Linked DNA regions of Homo sapiens: regions 2 and 3 are each linked to region 1. A link is a contact called in ENCODE Hi-C or POLR2A ChIA-PET data. All regions are on one chromosome and are shown on one strand. The core of a region is the stretch at or near the end of the contact, and the rest is flanking DNA. Distances in the headings are between cores, read along the strand shown. Region 1 has its middle 17 kb from the start of LINC02771. Region 2 overlaps NSL1 (NSL1 component of MIS12 kinetochore complex). Region 3 has its middle 98 kb from the start of LINC02608.

What was found. A loop is a pair of places that touch in the nucleus more often than their neighbours do. ChIA-PET counts read pairs that join two places held with the same protein, here RNA polymerase II (POLR2A). Pooled maps may share reads with other maps.
Region 2: a map of PC-9 shows a loop between it and region 1 (17-fold over the local background). The contact joins two enhancer-like sites. A Hi-C loop is called at or near these places in 1 of 168 maps with a recorded cell type or tissue (PC-9) and 4 of 50 pooled maps. POLR2A ChIA-PET finds 5 or more read pairs at or near these places in 3 of 52 experiments (CD8-positive, alpha-beta memory T cell, activated CD8-positive, alpha-beta memory T cell and activated T-cell).
Region 3: a loop to region 1 is called in a map of OCI-LY7, with 2.6 times the contacts of the local background. The contact joins two enhancer-like sites. A Hi-C loop is called at or near these places in 1 of 168 maps with a recorded cell type or tissue (OCI-LY7), 1 of 37 single-sample maps with no recorded cell type and 2 of 50 pooled maps. POLR2A ChIA-PET finds 5 or more read pairs at or near these places in 3 of 52 experiments (A549, H1 and OCI-LY7).

Annotation. Positions count from the first base shown.
Region 1 is chr1:212,453,252-212,458,124 of GRCh38, forward strand. No RefSeq gene overlaps it. Among named protein-coding and RNA genes, the nearest start is that of LINC02771, 17 kb to the right of the region's middle. RefSeq lists enhancers at 1-281, 360-529. Within about 2 kb of position 2,785, at least 4 of the 41 ENCODE cell types and tissues checked have a DNase peak (open chromatin) inside an H3K27ac peak, as active enhancers do.
Region 2 is chr1:212,747,734-212,752,606 of GRCh38, forward strand. All of the region lies in intron 4 of NSL1 (NSL1 component of MIS12 kinetochore complex), which reads right to left. Among named protein-coding and RNA genes, the nearest start is that of NSL1, 42 kb to the right of the region's middle. Within about 2 kb of position 2,283, at least 6 of the 41 ENCODE cell types and tissues checked have a DNase peak (open chromatin) inside an H3K27ac peak, as active enhancers do.
Region 3 is chr1:212,184,366-212,189,238 of GRCh38, forward strand. No RefSeq gene overlaps it. Among named protein-coding and RNA genes, the nearest start is that of LINC02608, 98 kb to the right of the region's middle. RefSeq lists enhancers at 2,242-2,536, 2,487-2,536, 2,587-2,646. Within about 2 kb of position 2,411, at least 4 of the 41 ENCODE cell types and tissues checked have a DNase peak (open chromatin) inside an H3K27ac peak, as active enhancers do.

The DNA of each region.
Region 1 (4,873 bases), core at 1,535-4,034:
AGTCCCTGGGCTGCTGCCCCTGCGCCCTCTCTGTAGGGTCACCAAGGGCCTCTTCTGGCTGCCCTGCCCTGTCCAGTGCCTTATCTGGGTAGTCAGAGGACTTCAGAAGCTGCCAGCGGGAGACTCAGCCTTGCTGCCAGGGTCTAATATCGTGTGTGCATGTGTGGACCCCTTGTGCTGGGCTGACCAAGCCCCTTCACGACAGTTTGGTCTCTGCCCAGGTCTTCAGCTTCCCTGCCCTCCAGCCGGGCTCATGGCCTAGCTCTTGCAAGTTTACCCCTCCACCAAAGTTTAGTGTAGGTGCTGCCCAAGGCTCAGATCTTGTCACCACTACCTCCTCTCTGGGATGATTAGAGGGCATGGGGCTTCTGCATGCTAAACCCTTGGGGTGACAGTTGGGAGCACGGGCTGGGAGGGTGCTGGGAAGGCATTGCCAAGCTGGCTGCAAACCGTCCACAGGAAGCCAGGCTCTAGGAGATCCTGAGAGAGGGAAAATCCAGCAGCTGAGACACTAAGCGGGGCTGGAGGCAGAACCTGGAGCGAGTGTGACCCTGAGGTGTCAGGGAGCGGAAGCCTAAGGTCTCCAGTGGGTGGCTGGTGGGTGCAGCTATTTCAGAGTAGCCTGATCAGCCAGGCTGCTGCTGTCTTTTCCCTGTGTGTGAGCCAGGCTTTTGCTCCCCTGCTGTCCCCCCGCCCCCTTGGCTGCAGTTACCTCTACCCTGTCCTTGCCTCTCCCAGCTGAAGCCTACTTCCTGCCTCACTGCCCCTGCCCCTGCCTCTTGTCCAAGTCGGTGCTGATGGTCATTGCAATAGCGGCACTGGGCTAGCATGAGCCAGGTGCTGGCATGCCATGTTTGCGGCTTAATTTATTCTCTTCAAGGTGGTACTAACATTTGGTTGGGTCTTAGGAAGCATAAGTAACTTGCAAGGGAAACTACACCTCTGACAACTGAGAGGTGCTGGAGCTGAGATTCCAAGGCAAGTCTTCCTTCCAGCCTGGCCACTTTCCATTCTGCCCTGTTGTGCTTCAAGATCGAGCCTTCCAGGGAGCTCCACCCCAGGGCCATTGGAATTAGGATGTGGCATGCCGAGCTGGTGGCAGAGACTCTAAAATCATAGCCAGGGAAGGTACCTGGAGGTCCTGTGGAGAGAGACTCTACTTCTGTGTGTGTGTGTGTGTGTATGTGTGTGTCTGTCTGTCTCTCTGTCTCCCAGGCTGGAGTGCAATGGTGCAAACTGCAACCTCTGCCTCCTGGGTTCAAGTGATTCTCCTGCCTCAGCCTCCCAAGTAGCTGGGATTACAGGCACCTGCCACCACACCCGGCTAATTTTTTTACTTTTAGTAAAGACAGAGTTTCACTATGTTGGCCAGGGTGGTCTTGAACTCCTGATCTCAAGTAATCCTCCTGCCTCGGCCTGCCAAAGTGCTGGGATTGTAGGCATGTGCCACTACACCTGGCCTTGTTTTGCTTTTTTTTTTTTTTTTTTTTTTTAACACATAGTTTAATCCTTTAGTTAACAAGTATTTCTTGTGCTCTAGTCTTCACAGAATTCTGTGGTGAACAAGACCTGCTGTCATTTGAGAGAGGCTCTCTCGGACTAAGGATGTGTGATACAGGCTCAGGGTACTAAGCCCCATGGCATCACCCAGAGGGAGGTCGTGGGACCCAGGCCCACCTGTGGGAGCTCAGAGCCTGCTGGTGGCAGCTGCAAGCCACCCCAAAGATAGGAGAGGTCATAGTGGCTGTGGTGGCCGGTGATGCCCACCTGGAGGCCATGTGAGCTGTGGCTGGGACTCCCTTGTCTAATCTCCCCCATATTTCTGGATTTGGCCTCCACATTGAGGAATCTCTTACTACTCAGGATCCCTGAAATACATCTGTTGCCTTCCTGCCTGAGCCCTCTCACTTCTTCCCCTTTCCCGTTTATCCATGACCCTCCCCTTAACTGTCACTCATAACCTCTGTCTGATTCACACCACTGCACTCTCTCTGCCATTCCTTCAAAGATCAAGCAGTTTCCTTCTGTTAAACAAAATGTATGGGAGGCCATTATTTGGACTGACCTCCTGCATTAGGGTCCAACAGACCCATCCAAAATGGAGTCACTCACACTAAGGTTCCGCACCACGAAACCAAAAACGAAGCTGTTTACTTGGATCTGAGCTTCTGAGAAATCAGGAGAGAGTTGATAGTCATATCCCATTAGGCTAACAAGATCCTCAATAAGGAAAGTAACTTTGAAACGGCCAATCTGCATCTTATTTCTTGTTTTGGCTTTCTTCAGCCTTTTCTGCCTATAAGCTCAGCCCTTAGCTCAGCTCATGGGAGTTCCTTTTTATTTTGTAGACTGGATACTGCCCAGTTCATGAATTGCTAATAAAGGCAAACTAGACCTTTACAGCTCAATTTATTGAAATTTTGTTATTTGATACGTCCCACAATTTAACAATTGCACCTGATTTCACATATCCATTAATCAACAAAGGAGATGCATATTTCTTGCTTATTATATGTCCAGCACTGCCCTAGGTCCTGGTTTTGGGGTGAGGTGGGAGGAAGGATCGATTAAAATAAATGCAGGAACCTGCTCTGCTCTTAAGGGTCCCCAAAGAGGAGAGCAGTGGGCTGAGTTGCAAAGTGGTTTCTCTAGGACCAGGAGCTGTGGAGATCCACAGGGATCCCAGCCACAGAGTCCCCAGCAAGGCAGGCTTGGGGTAGGAGCTTGCTGAAGGGTGTTGGTTTTTTCTTGGACACTTCTGTCCTGGTCCGACCCACCAGCAGCTGCCTGCATGGGACGACAGTGCCCCCTGGTGGTCAATTCCGGGAACTCTCCAGCAGCTGTTTTGTAAAGCCCAGAGGATTAAGCTCCCTCAAGAACTTCTATTTTTGGTTCCCAGTATTTCCATAATGAAATGCTAACAGAAGCAGCCAAATGGCTTCCCAAAGGACCTGAAAGCTGCACTGCCGAACTCCTGTGTTCTCCAGCTCTCTGCTTCCCAGGGGTCAGATCTGCTGTTGGTTCTCAGGGGCAGTTCTCTGTTCCATACGGTTTAATTAAAGGGTCCCAGGGAGAGCAACTATATGTTTGCCTTGCCGAGTCTGACCTCAGGCTGTGTGCACATTCAGAGTGACGTGTTGGAAAGAACACTGGATCCAGGATCAGGAGGCTCATCCCACGCCAGCCGCTAAGTAGCTGTGAGATAATAATTTCAATAATAGCTACATTTTATTCAGTATTTACTCTGAGCCAGACATTGCACCAAGAGCTTCACATACATTGTTGACTTTGATCCTCACAACAAGCCTGTGAGATTGATACTGCTGTCATCTCCAGAAATCGAGGCAGAGAGAAGTCAAGTAACTTGGCCAAGATCATACAGTATGTGGCAGAGTTAGGACTTGAGTTCATGTTTCTGGGCATCCACTATGCTACACTGAACTGTGGAACTCAAAGAATCGGAAACTAGTGGTAGTGTCCAGACACTGATGTTTTTAAATGTTCCCCAGGTGATGGTGATGTGGAGCCACCTTTGTAATCTATAGGGTCCCACCAGCTATAACACTCAATGAGCCCCATGCCTTCCAAGAAGCAGAGGTGAAGTTGGGATGAGGGGAGAAGCCTGGGTTCAGGCCCTAATCTCCATGGATGTACAGGGCTGAACAGAGTCACAAGCACAGCAGAAACACCATGATGGCAGAGCAGTCATCCTGCCTGCTGTCCTCTTTATCTGGAGATGGTTTGTAGGACAGGAGAGCAATTGCCTTCCACAACATTCCTCAGAGTTCGTTATGTCGCATACACCCCAATCTACAGATCCATCACCTGTCCATTTATCTCAATGCCTCTAGAGCCATTTTCTATTTTTTAATAGATTCATTTGACAAACACTTGAGACTTATGATGTGCCAGGCCCTGAGTCTGCAGGGGTGGAAGAAGCTGGCATGGCCCCACTCTTGTGAGTTGGCAATCTAGAGGAGGAGATAGACAGACAGCACATTTTGGAAAAAAAAAAAGCACACTGTGACACATGCTCTGAACGACACAGCAATGCACAGTGGTGGAAAACAATAGGAGAGCAGAGGGACCTAATAAGACAGAATGAGCTGGGATTAAGCAGAGACCAGAAGAATGTGTTTAGTGTGTGCCTCCTGTTGGTAAATGAGCTCTGTTGTGTTCACTACACACTGGGCAGTTTGGTGCAGAGCTTGCTTTTCCCTGGGCCTCTACTGGAGTCCCCTCCAGGAGACATGGGGTGGCTGCTGTTGACATTTTCTCCCTGAAAGCCCAGGTATCTCTCCAGAGATGGAGAACTCTGAGCTTCCTTTTTACAGAAAGGACTCAAACTGGTGGCTGTTTGGGGATGGGACGATGATGGGTGATGTTTGAGGCCGGAGTTTCAGAATCAGAAAAGTCTCTGTAGTCAAGGCCTTGAGGTTTGCTGACTTTGCGTGACACCCAAAGCGTAGGACCCACAATCAAATCTGTGGAGAGGGCGCTTGTGGTCCATGTGTAGGTGTATACCTGTGAGCATAGGCAAGTGTGCGTGCACACATGTGTGCATGAGAGCAGGCTCAGGCTTCAGCTCCTGGTCACTCTAGTCCTTCTTCTATTCTCTCTTCTTTGATGGTAGGGCTGGGACTTGGCAAACCACTTTTGGCTTTGGCAGCTGCTTCCTATCGGATTCAGCCAGTAGGGGGTGCTAGAAGGACACTGGAAAGCTGGAGGGAAGCCCTCTTTTTCTTGTTTACTTCTGTTCTTGTAAGCGGCTCCGGTAGTACTTCTTCACCCCGGCAGCAGCAGTTCCTTACCATAGCAGCAGCTAAATTCAGTTTACAATCTTTCTAACACTTGTAGAACTAACTTCACCCCT
Region 2 (4,873 bases), core at 1,033-3,532, 290 kb after region 1:
TAGGTAGAAATAAAATTCCTAGTGAGATTTATTTTCTTTTTTCTTTTTTTGACACAGGGTCTCACTCTGTCACCCAGGCTGGAGTGCAGTGGTGTGATCTCGGCTCACTGCAACCTCTGCCTCCTGGTTCAAGTGATTGTCATATCTCAGCCTCCTGAGTAGCTGGGACTACAGGCATGTGCCACCAGGCCTGGCTAATTTTTGCATTTTTTGGTAGAGATGGGGTTTCACCGTGTTGGTCAGGCTGGTCTCGAACTCCCAACCCCAAGTGATCCTTCCACCTTGGCCTCCCAAAGTGCTGGGATTACAGGTATGAGCCACTGTGACCAGCCTTACTTTCAAATAATATATGATTGTAGATAAATACTATAATTCCTTCACTTTAATGTGATTTATGTCATCTTCTTGCAGTTTCAAATATATTTAATGATATGATAATATCTGTTAACTTTTTACTTATCACTGATTGAATAAATATTATGTAATCTAGTAACACTATGAATTGTTGTTAGGGATATGGAACAACTGTAACTATCATACCTGCTGTTAGAAGTATAAATTGAAATAACCACTTCAGAAAACTTTTTAGTAATAGCTATAAAAGCCAAACATATGCCTACATGTGACCCAAAAATTCTATTTCTAGATATATATCTACGAGAGATGAGTATAAATGTGGTATAAGAATGTTCATAGTAGCTTTATTCATATAGCCAAAATCTGGAAACAAATCAAGTAACAACAGAAGAGATAAATTGTCTGTAGACACACAATGGAATACTACACAACAATAACAAAGAACTTCTGCTACATTCAAAACGTGGATGAATCTCATAGGAATAACACCAATTTAAAGAAGGTAACACAAGAATGCATACTATATGATTCCATTTACATGAAGTTCAAGAAAAGACAAAAATCTATGATGATGTAAGTCAGAATAGTGGTTATACCTGATAGAAATGGTATAATGACTAAAAAGGGGTATGGGAAACATTTTGGGGTACTGGAAATGTTATACAGGGTATCCATAAGGCTGGGGAACAGGATAAATATGTGCTAGTTACATTTTCAAATAATATGTTCAATATCTTTTTCTTCAACCTCAATATATTTTTCCAAGTAAAACACTTCTAAATTTAAAGCAGTGGCCCCAATTGTGAATATTTTTAAAAATACAATAAACGCACTGTTTTCTTTATGCTTCCAGGTTTTTTGGACACTCTGAATTGTATTTATTGTATACATGAAAACATAATAGGCACAGTATTAAAAAAATATAATCAATATACTGTTTAAAAATAAGTTTATCCTATATTTTCCAACTATGCAGATATTCTATTTCTAGATCATGGTGGCAGTTACATGTGTGTAGGTGTATGCATGTAAATAAATTCATAAAGCTGTGCATTATATGTTATACTGCAATATATGTGCACACACACATACAATAATGAACAAAATATTTATTAACATTTAATATGAAAAGTTATCTTTTATGAATAGGGTAAGGTAAAATCATATTCTTCTTCATTGTTATTATATTGTTTACATTACAAACTTTACAAAATAATCCATCACTTAAGGGATTTTGCGTTTTATTGTGTTTTTTTTTTTTTTTTTTTTTTTGAGACAGGGTCTCGATCTGTCACCCAGGCTGGAGTACAGTGATGTGATCACTGCTCAGTGCAGCCTCAAACTCCTGGGCTCAAGCATCTCACTCTGTCACCCAGGCCGGAGTGCAGTGGCACGATCATAGCTCACTGCAGCCTCAAACTCCTGGACTCAAGCAGTCTTCCTGCCTTAGCCTCCCAAAGTGATGGGATTACAGGTGTGAGCCACTATGCCCAGCCTACACTTTATTTTTTAATTAACAGCACTGATAACCATATTCACTGATTTGTGAAGCCTCTCACTAGGATTCTTAGAGACTAAGCGCCATCAATGACCAATATAAAGAATTCTTAAAATATCTCATGCTACCTTAAAAAGAAATTTGTCTCTAAACTCACATTGCTGAACAACAGCTGTTTTCTATCGGTTGCACAAGCAATGACAATGTAAAAAGTGCTAAGAGTAGTTTGGGTTTGTGTGTAAAATGGAATTAGGTCCTAGGCTGAATAATTATAAACATATTTTAACAAATGAATGTCTAGTGAGATATCCTAAAGTTGTGCTGGACATATGAGACATCTAGTATGCCTGGCCCCTGACTACAAAGTGCCAGCTACACTTTCCCATTAATATGGCAACCAAAAACTTTCTTTCACTTTTTCAAAGGGTCCACTAGAGGGCAGTACTAACCCCAGTGAGAACCCTGGCATTCTCATTTAGCTTCCAGAACTCCCTTGGGAACAGGAAACACATTCTTTTAATCTCAGAATCCCTAATGTTGAACAGAGTGCCTAACGTGTACAGTAGGTGTTCAGTAGTCATGATGGACCAAGGCTATGATAGAGGGTGCCATGGAGGCACAAAGGAGGGTGAGATCAATCTAACAAGGGAACCGAAGGGAGAGGGAAATCTTCACAGGTGATGTAAGAAAGTTGCCTTAATAGAGGATTTGGGGCTAGGTGAGCTGGGAGGAGGTGGGTGGTAGAGGATGTGATACATCAAAGACAAGAGAATAAATCAAGAAAGAGTAGAAAACAGGAACCAGGAAACACGATTTAAAACATGAGAGAAGGAAGGGAAATTCCCAGGACGATGATGAAAGGAACAGGCAGGATGAAAATTTTGCACCAGGCCTAGACAGCAGCCAGTCCAGACTGGAATAGGAGGACAGAAGGTTCCCAGAGAAGTATCTCCGAGGAAAAGATAAAGTTTAAAAATGGATCTGAGAGATAACCTTAAGTGTTTGCCATATTGAGATGAATTTTACAGTTCTGTTAGACACAACAGAAAACAAAGCAAACAGAAAAATAGGCCAGGTATGGTGAGCCACACCTGTAATCCCAGCACTTTGGGAGGCAGAGGCAGGTAAATCACCTGAGGTCAGGAGTTCGAGACTAGCCTGGCTAACATGGTGAAACCCTGTCTCTACTAAAAATACAAAAAATTAGCCGGGCATGGTGGCGGGCGCCTGTAATCCCAGCTACTAGGGAGGCTGAGGTGGGAGGATGGCTTGAACCTGAGAGGCAGAGGTTGCAGTGAGCCGAGATAGCGCCACTGCACTCCAGCCAGAGTCACAGAGCAAGACTGCCTCAAACGAAAAAAAATAATAATAAAGCAATTATTGTTCCAAAAGGGGTAGAAAGCTATTCAAGAAAGAATATACTCGTAGTAATAATTATCTGACTCAGGAACAAAATAATAATTACCTGACTCAGATTGAAGAACACTTACATAGTCATAAAAATACAAATATGAAATACTATTGATTTTTTTTACAAGAATGAAAGATTAAAAGTGAAGCTACTGAGTATAGATTATTCATTTGAGAAACTTAGTTATAAAAGGAAGAAGGGTACAAGGAAGAAAAACACAATGGCATGAAAACTTTCCCTACCTGTTCCATGGACAGCCCATTCCTATAGTAGTATGGGCTGACATACATTCTCAATCAATCTTATGCAATTTTAGCAACCCTGGGAGGCAAGTGGGTTTCATCAGCCTCCTTTTGTAGGTAAAGAAACAGAAGCTGAGAAATGTATCTAGACTTGAATAAGAACTCACATCTCCCTCCTAGAATCCAAAGCACACACTCTTCTACATTCTATAACTTTCCAAAATACTGCTTTGTCAGGAATTATACTGTCCTCATAAGAATATAAGTTAACTAATGGTAAAAAGTTAGCTTCAACATAATGAAAATCTCTTGAAATAATTGTGCCTGGTAAAGAACTAAAACATTAAAACTCTAGAACAATTATAGAATTAAATGTTTAAACTATTAACTTTATGGTACCTTTTTTTCTTTTTAAATGAATTAAGTCCTTTACATTTAAAACTAAGTAGCACCAATAATTAATAAAACCATTTTTTTTAAAGACAAAAGAAGGAAAACACAACTAAAAATGGTCACTAAATATATGAATATATTATCTGTAAATGCATGAAAAAGGCATTTTTCCAACAATATCTGCTTAGGAAATTTCAAAATATATATACTTTTCACTCCCTCACTCAAGATTATTCTAAATGAATTTTTTCACATTTTGCAACTAGTAAGATCATACAATACTCCTGATATACAAGTATGTGACTTAAGACTGTCTCACATGCAGATGGCTGGTCCATGCCACACAGGAGATGGGATGGGCTTTCTCGAGGACCATTCTCAATGTCTTCTCTCTAGAACCTCGTGACACCACTACTTACCCTTCTCACCACCAACAATGGTGTTAAAGGAGCCAAACTATTCCATATAAAATCCTACTTAAATGTCATATAGTGGAACTAATATGCATCTGAAATATGATTTTCCTAATTTTTTCATCATAAATGTATAGTATTTCAGCTACATTATAGATTAAGGTTTAATAAGCCTGTAAAGGGTTGCCTAGAAACATATTTATTTATTTATTTATACATTTTTTTCCCAGTGGGAAGTGTATTTCAAATTCCAAAACTCAGACTTACATGAATTTTTAAAGTGTAACTATTTGTGAGTGGCTACCTGTAAATATTGTGACAGTGGCTTAAGCAAGACAGCATTATTAGGAAAGAAGCGGAACTGCCTCTGAGTCCTCTGCCTGTAGGGTCAGCAAAAGAACTGGAAGTATCATTAAGTTTACCATACAGAAACTTAAAATAGCTCCTTGCCATCGCTACATGTTTAGCGAAGGACAGGGAAAAAAGGGATCTTCAGTTAATTTCAAAGAACTTTTAAAAAAAGGCAATATGGAAGCAATTATTCATTACAACAGGATTA
Region 3 (4,873 bases), core at 1,161-3,660, 270 kb before region 1:
TGAAACTGCGTAAAACAAACATACATGCAATAGAAAGCAAGGACATCGGGCCGGGCGCGGTGGCTCACACCTGTAATCCCAGCACTTTGGGAGGCGAAGTGGGCAGATCACGAGATCAGGAGTTTGAGACAAGCCTGGCCGATATGGTGAAACCTCGTCTCTACTAAAAATACAAAAATTAGCCAGGCGTGTTGCCATGCGCCTGTAGTCCCAGCTACTCAGGAGGCTGAGGCAGGAGAATCGCTTGAACCTGGGAGGCGGAGGTTGTAGTGCGCCGAGATCGCGCCACTGACTCCAGCCTGGGCGACAGTGACTCCGTCTCAGAAAAAAAAAAGAAAGAAAGAAAGAAAGCAAGAACACCCCAAATTCCTGAAGGTCACGGAATTCAGTTCCCATTAGGCAGAGTGGAAAGACCTCATCACACACAGAGCATTAAGTAGAGTCCACAGAAGGGTATGGTCATGGTGGTGGGGCTAAATAAGCCCTAGACTACCTGTTGCTCTGGACCCACCCTAACAAAGCTTAAAAGCAAGCCTTGAAGGGATCAGATTAAATCTAAGTAACTTAACTGAACAAAGTAGAGCATTATTTAAAGGATTACAACAAAATCTAGTATCCAACAAGGTAAAATTCACAATATCCAGCGACCAGTCGAAGCTTGCCAAGCATGCATCACAATAGGAAAATAGTACCCATAACTAGGAGAAAAGTCAGTCAGTAAAAACAGACCCAGAAGTGGCAGAGATGATGAAATTAGCAGATAAGAACCTTAAAAACAACTACTATAAGCATGCTTCACATGCTGAGGAAGATAGAAAACCTGAGCCAGGTGTGGTGGCTCACGACTGTAATCCCAGCACTTTGGGAGGCAGAGGCGGGTGGATCACTTGAGGTCAGGAGGCAGAGGCGGGTGGATCACTTGAGGTCGGGAGGCAGAGGCGGGTGGATCACTTGAGGTCAGGAGGCAGAGGCGGGTGGATCACTTGAGGTCAGGAGGCAGAGGCGGGTGGATCACTTGAAGCCAGGAGTTCGGGACCAGACTGGCCAATACAGTGAAGTCCCGACTCTATTAAAAATACAAAAATTAGCTGGGCGTGGTGGCATGCACCTGTAATCCCAGCTACTTGGAAGGCCGAGGCATGAGAATTGCTTGAACCCCGGAGGCGGAGGTTGCAGTGAGCTGAGACACCACCACTGCACTCCAGCCTGAGCGATAGAGACTCTGTCTCAAAAAAGAAAATAAAAATAGATAGAAAACATGAACACAATGAAAGGATAAACTGAAGATACAAAAAAGATCCAAACGAAACTCCTAGAGATGAAAAATACATTTGAAATGGAAAGTATACTGCATGGGATTAAGAACAAATTGGACGATGCAAAAGAAAAGATCAATAAATTGAAAACATAGCAATAGAAACTGTCTAGAGAAAAACAACTAAAGAAACAAAAAATAAAGAGAGAGAGGTAAAGAGAGTGAGCTTCAGTTACCTGAGAGACAATATTAAGCAGTTTAACATGGAATTTAAGTCCCAGAAGAGGGGAATAAGAAATTTTTTTTGAAAAAATAATGGCTGAAAATTTCCCCAAATTGATGAAAACCATAAACTCACGCATACAAGAAGCTCAATAATCTCCAAGCAGAGTAAATATAAAGAAAACTGGCCAGGCACAGTGTCTCACACCTGTAATCTCAGCACTTTAGGAGGCTGAGGCAAGAGGATCGCTTGAGCCCAGGAGTTTGAGACCAGCCTCAGCAACATAGTGAGACCTTGCCTTTATTTAAAAAAAAAAAAAAAAATGAAGGCATGGTGGCACACACCTGTGGTCCCAGCTACTGGAAAGGCTGAGGTAGGAGGATTGCTTGGGCCCAGGAGGCAGAGGTTGCAGTGAACCGAGATTGTGCTACTCTAGTCTGGGTGACAGAGTGAGACTCTGTCTCAAAATAAAATAAAAAATCAACCTTGGACCTTCGTTTGTCACCCAGAAATTCAGTCAACGGGTCAGTCCATCAGACCAATAGCAGTAGTGAGCACCACTTGCATAGAGAAAAAAGCCAGCCCGCCAGGATAAAATAGGAGGGTCCCGAGGCCTTAACTGTGCAGAAGTGCTTCCCACACAAAGGTTTCCTCACCTGTCAGTGTCTACCCCAACAAGCACCAGAGAACCATCATGAAAATGTACAGTGAATGTGAGGGAGGGCCAATCACATTAACATTAAATGTGAGGGAGGGCCAATCACATTAACATTAAATGTGAGGGAGGGCCAATCACATTAACATTAGCAGGACTGTACCTTGAAACCGTTAACCCTGGGAGAAAGAATGGTTGAACAGTAAGCTTTCTGCATTGTTGAGATGAAGCCAGCAACAGTAGGCAAGAAGGTCGTAGCAGGAAGAAGGAAGTATTCTCTGGAGACCAACTCTCCTGTTTCAGTTTCGTCCCTGGGGCTAGTCCTGCTGAGTCCTGTAAGGTAGTAGTGTGGTGGTTCTTAATCTTTTTTTTTTCTTTTCGTGTTGGAGGCACATCTTTGACTATTAGAATTTGGTGTAGCAGATTTGAAAAAATATGTATTGTAAAACTGAAAATGATACCAAAGTAAGCAGTAATTTCACCTGCAGTCATTGCCAAAATATTAAGTTCTCACAGCATTTACAGCACTCATAGAGGCAGCACCAGTTTTCGGTCCTTCTATAATACATCACCATCTAGAAACGGCCTGTTTATAGACCCCTAAAGCCATCTCTTACATACTCTAGAGACAAAGTTCTCATGTGTTCCAGTCAACACAGGAGTTTTTTTGTTGATTTGTTTAGGGTGGGGGTGGTGGGTGCTGGCTCCATGTCATATTATTTCCTCCTCTATCTAGAAGAAAGTTTACGTCGCTCTCTGTACCCATAATGTGAACCCCTTGAGTCAGCAGTGAGTATTCTGACATACACTGAATCCTCAGTTGTAGCAAAAAGTGATTTTTTTTTTTTGAGATGAAGTCCCACTCTTGTCACCCAGGCTGGAGTGCAGTGGCACAATCTCAGCTCACTGCAACCTCCGCCTCCCGGGTTCAAGTGATTCTCCTGCTTCAACCTCCCAGGTAGCTGGGATTACAGGTGGCCTGCCACCATGCCCAGCTAATTTTTGTATTTTTAGTAGAGATGGGGAGACGGGGTTTCACCGTGTTGGCCAGGCTGGTCTCAAACTCCTGACCTCAGATGATCTACCCGCCTCAGCCTCCCAAAGTGCTAAGATTACAGGCGTGAGCCACTGCTCCCGGCCCTCAAAAGGTGATCTTTAGTATTTTTAGTAGAGACAGGGTTTAACCGTGTTAGCCAGGATGGTCTCGATCTCCTGACCTTGTGATCTGCCCATCTCGGCCTTCCAAAGTGTTGGAATTACAGGTGTGAGCCACTGCACCCAGCCGCATTGGCCAATATTTGACAGTGCCCTGTGAAAGGATTGGCAGGAGAAGAAAATAAATAGGAAACAGTTTTCCAGCCACAAGAAATTCAACTCAATTCAATCAAGGCTGACTAAACACCTGCTGCATCTAAGTCCTTGAGCCAGGGTGGGCTTCTGTCCCTAGCAGAGGCTCTTCAGCCTGGAGGCGCACCGCTGGGCTGGGGCAGGACCAGTTAAAAGTGAGGAAACCATACATGTACGTCAGAGATATGTTTTCTCTCTTTTCCCTTTGGGAAGATGTTCTTGGGAGTTCTTTGCCAGGAAGTTGGTCACTTCCTGCCCAAATGATGAGGTTTCCAAAAGGTATAAATAGATTCACTTGCCACATGGAATTGGCTGAAGATGCCTCCACATGCCAGAAGGAAGCCTTGGGAGGGTTCTTTCCAGTATCAGGGAGCTCAGAGACAGGAGGCAGCAGCTGCCAGAGAAGCAGCACCAGCACCAGCCGGGCCCAGTGGGCTTCAGGGCTGAGGGCAAAAGGGCCTGGAAAAGTAACAAGTCTGTTGCGGAAAGTGCCGGGACTAACGTGCTGTGAGTACGGTGAAGCATATGAGAGAAAAGAGCATAGTAAATGATGAATAAGTATAAGAAATGCGGCCGGGCGCAGTGACTCACACCTATAGGCCCAGCACTTTGGGAGGCCGAGTCGGGCAGATCATCTGAGGTCAGGAGTTCGAGACCAGCCTGGCCAACATGGTGGAACTCTGTCTCTACGAAAAATGCAAAAATTAGCTGGGCATGGTGGCGCACACCTATAATCCCAGCTACTCTGGAGGCTGAGGATGGAGAATTGCTTGAACATGGGAGGTGGAGGTTCCAGTGAGCTGAGATCATGCCACTGCACGCCAGCTGAGGCAACAGAGTGAGACTTCGTCTCAAAAAAAAAAAAAGTAAGAAATGCGTTTGTAAGGATCTGCAGAAGGAAAAAAGAAGACTACTAGAAATGTCAGTACCTGCTCAGTGAGTCATGCAGGGTGAACCACATACAGGAAGGGGTCAGAGGGTGCAAGAAGGGGAAGAACATGATAACTTATAGGGCCAAAGGCTGTGAGACTCACCTGGTTGTGCTAAAGAATTCTCCATGTAGGCATTGGTGTTACATTCAAATTTGTGTTGCACATATATTGTTTTTGTGTAACTTTAAGTGCGTACTAAGTTCTATTGGTACTTTATCCATGGGAGTAATTAAATTATCAAACACATCCTTTTTTGCTAATGGTATTGCTCTGCCAAGGTAAAAAGGACCCCTGCCTTGGGCCTTTGCTTTAGACCTTAATTATTCAAAGTGTGGCCCTTGTACCAGCAGCATCAACAGCACCTGGAAGCTTGGGAGAAATGCAGAATATCAGGCCCTACCCCATACCTACTTAATAAGATCCCAGGTGATTCACATGTGCATTAAAGTCAGAGAACTGTG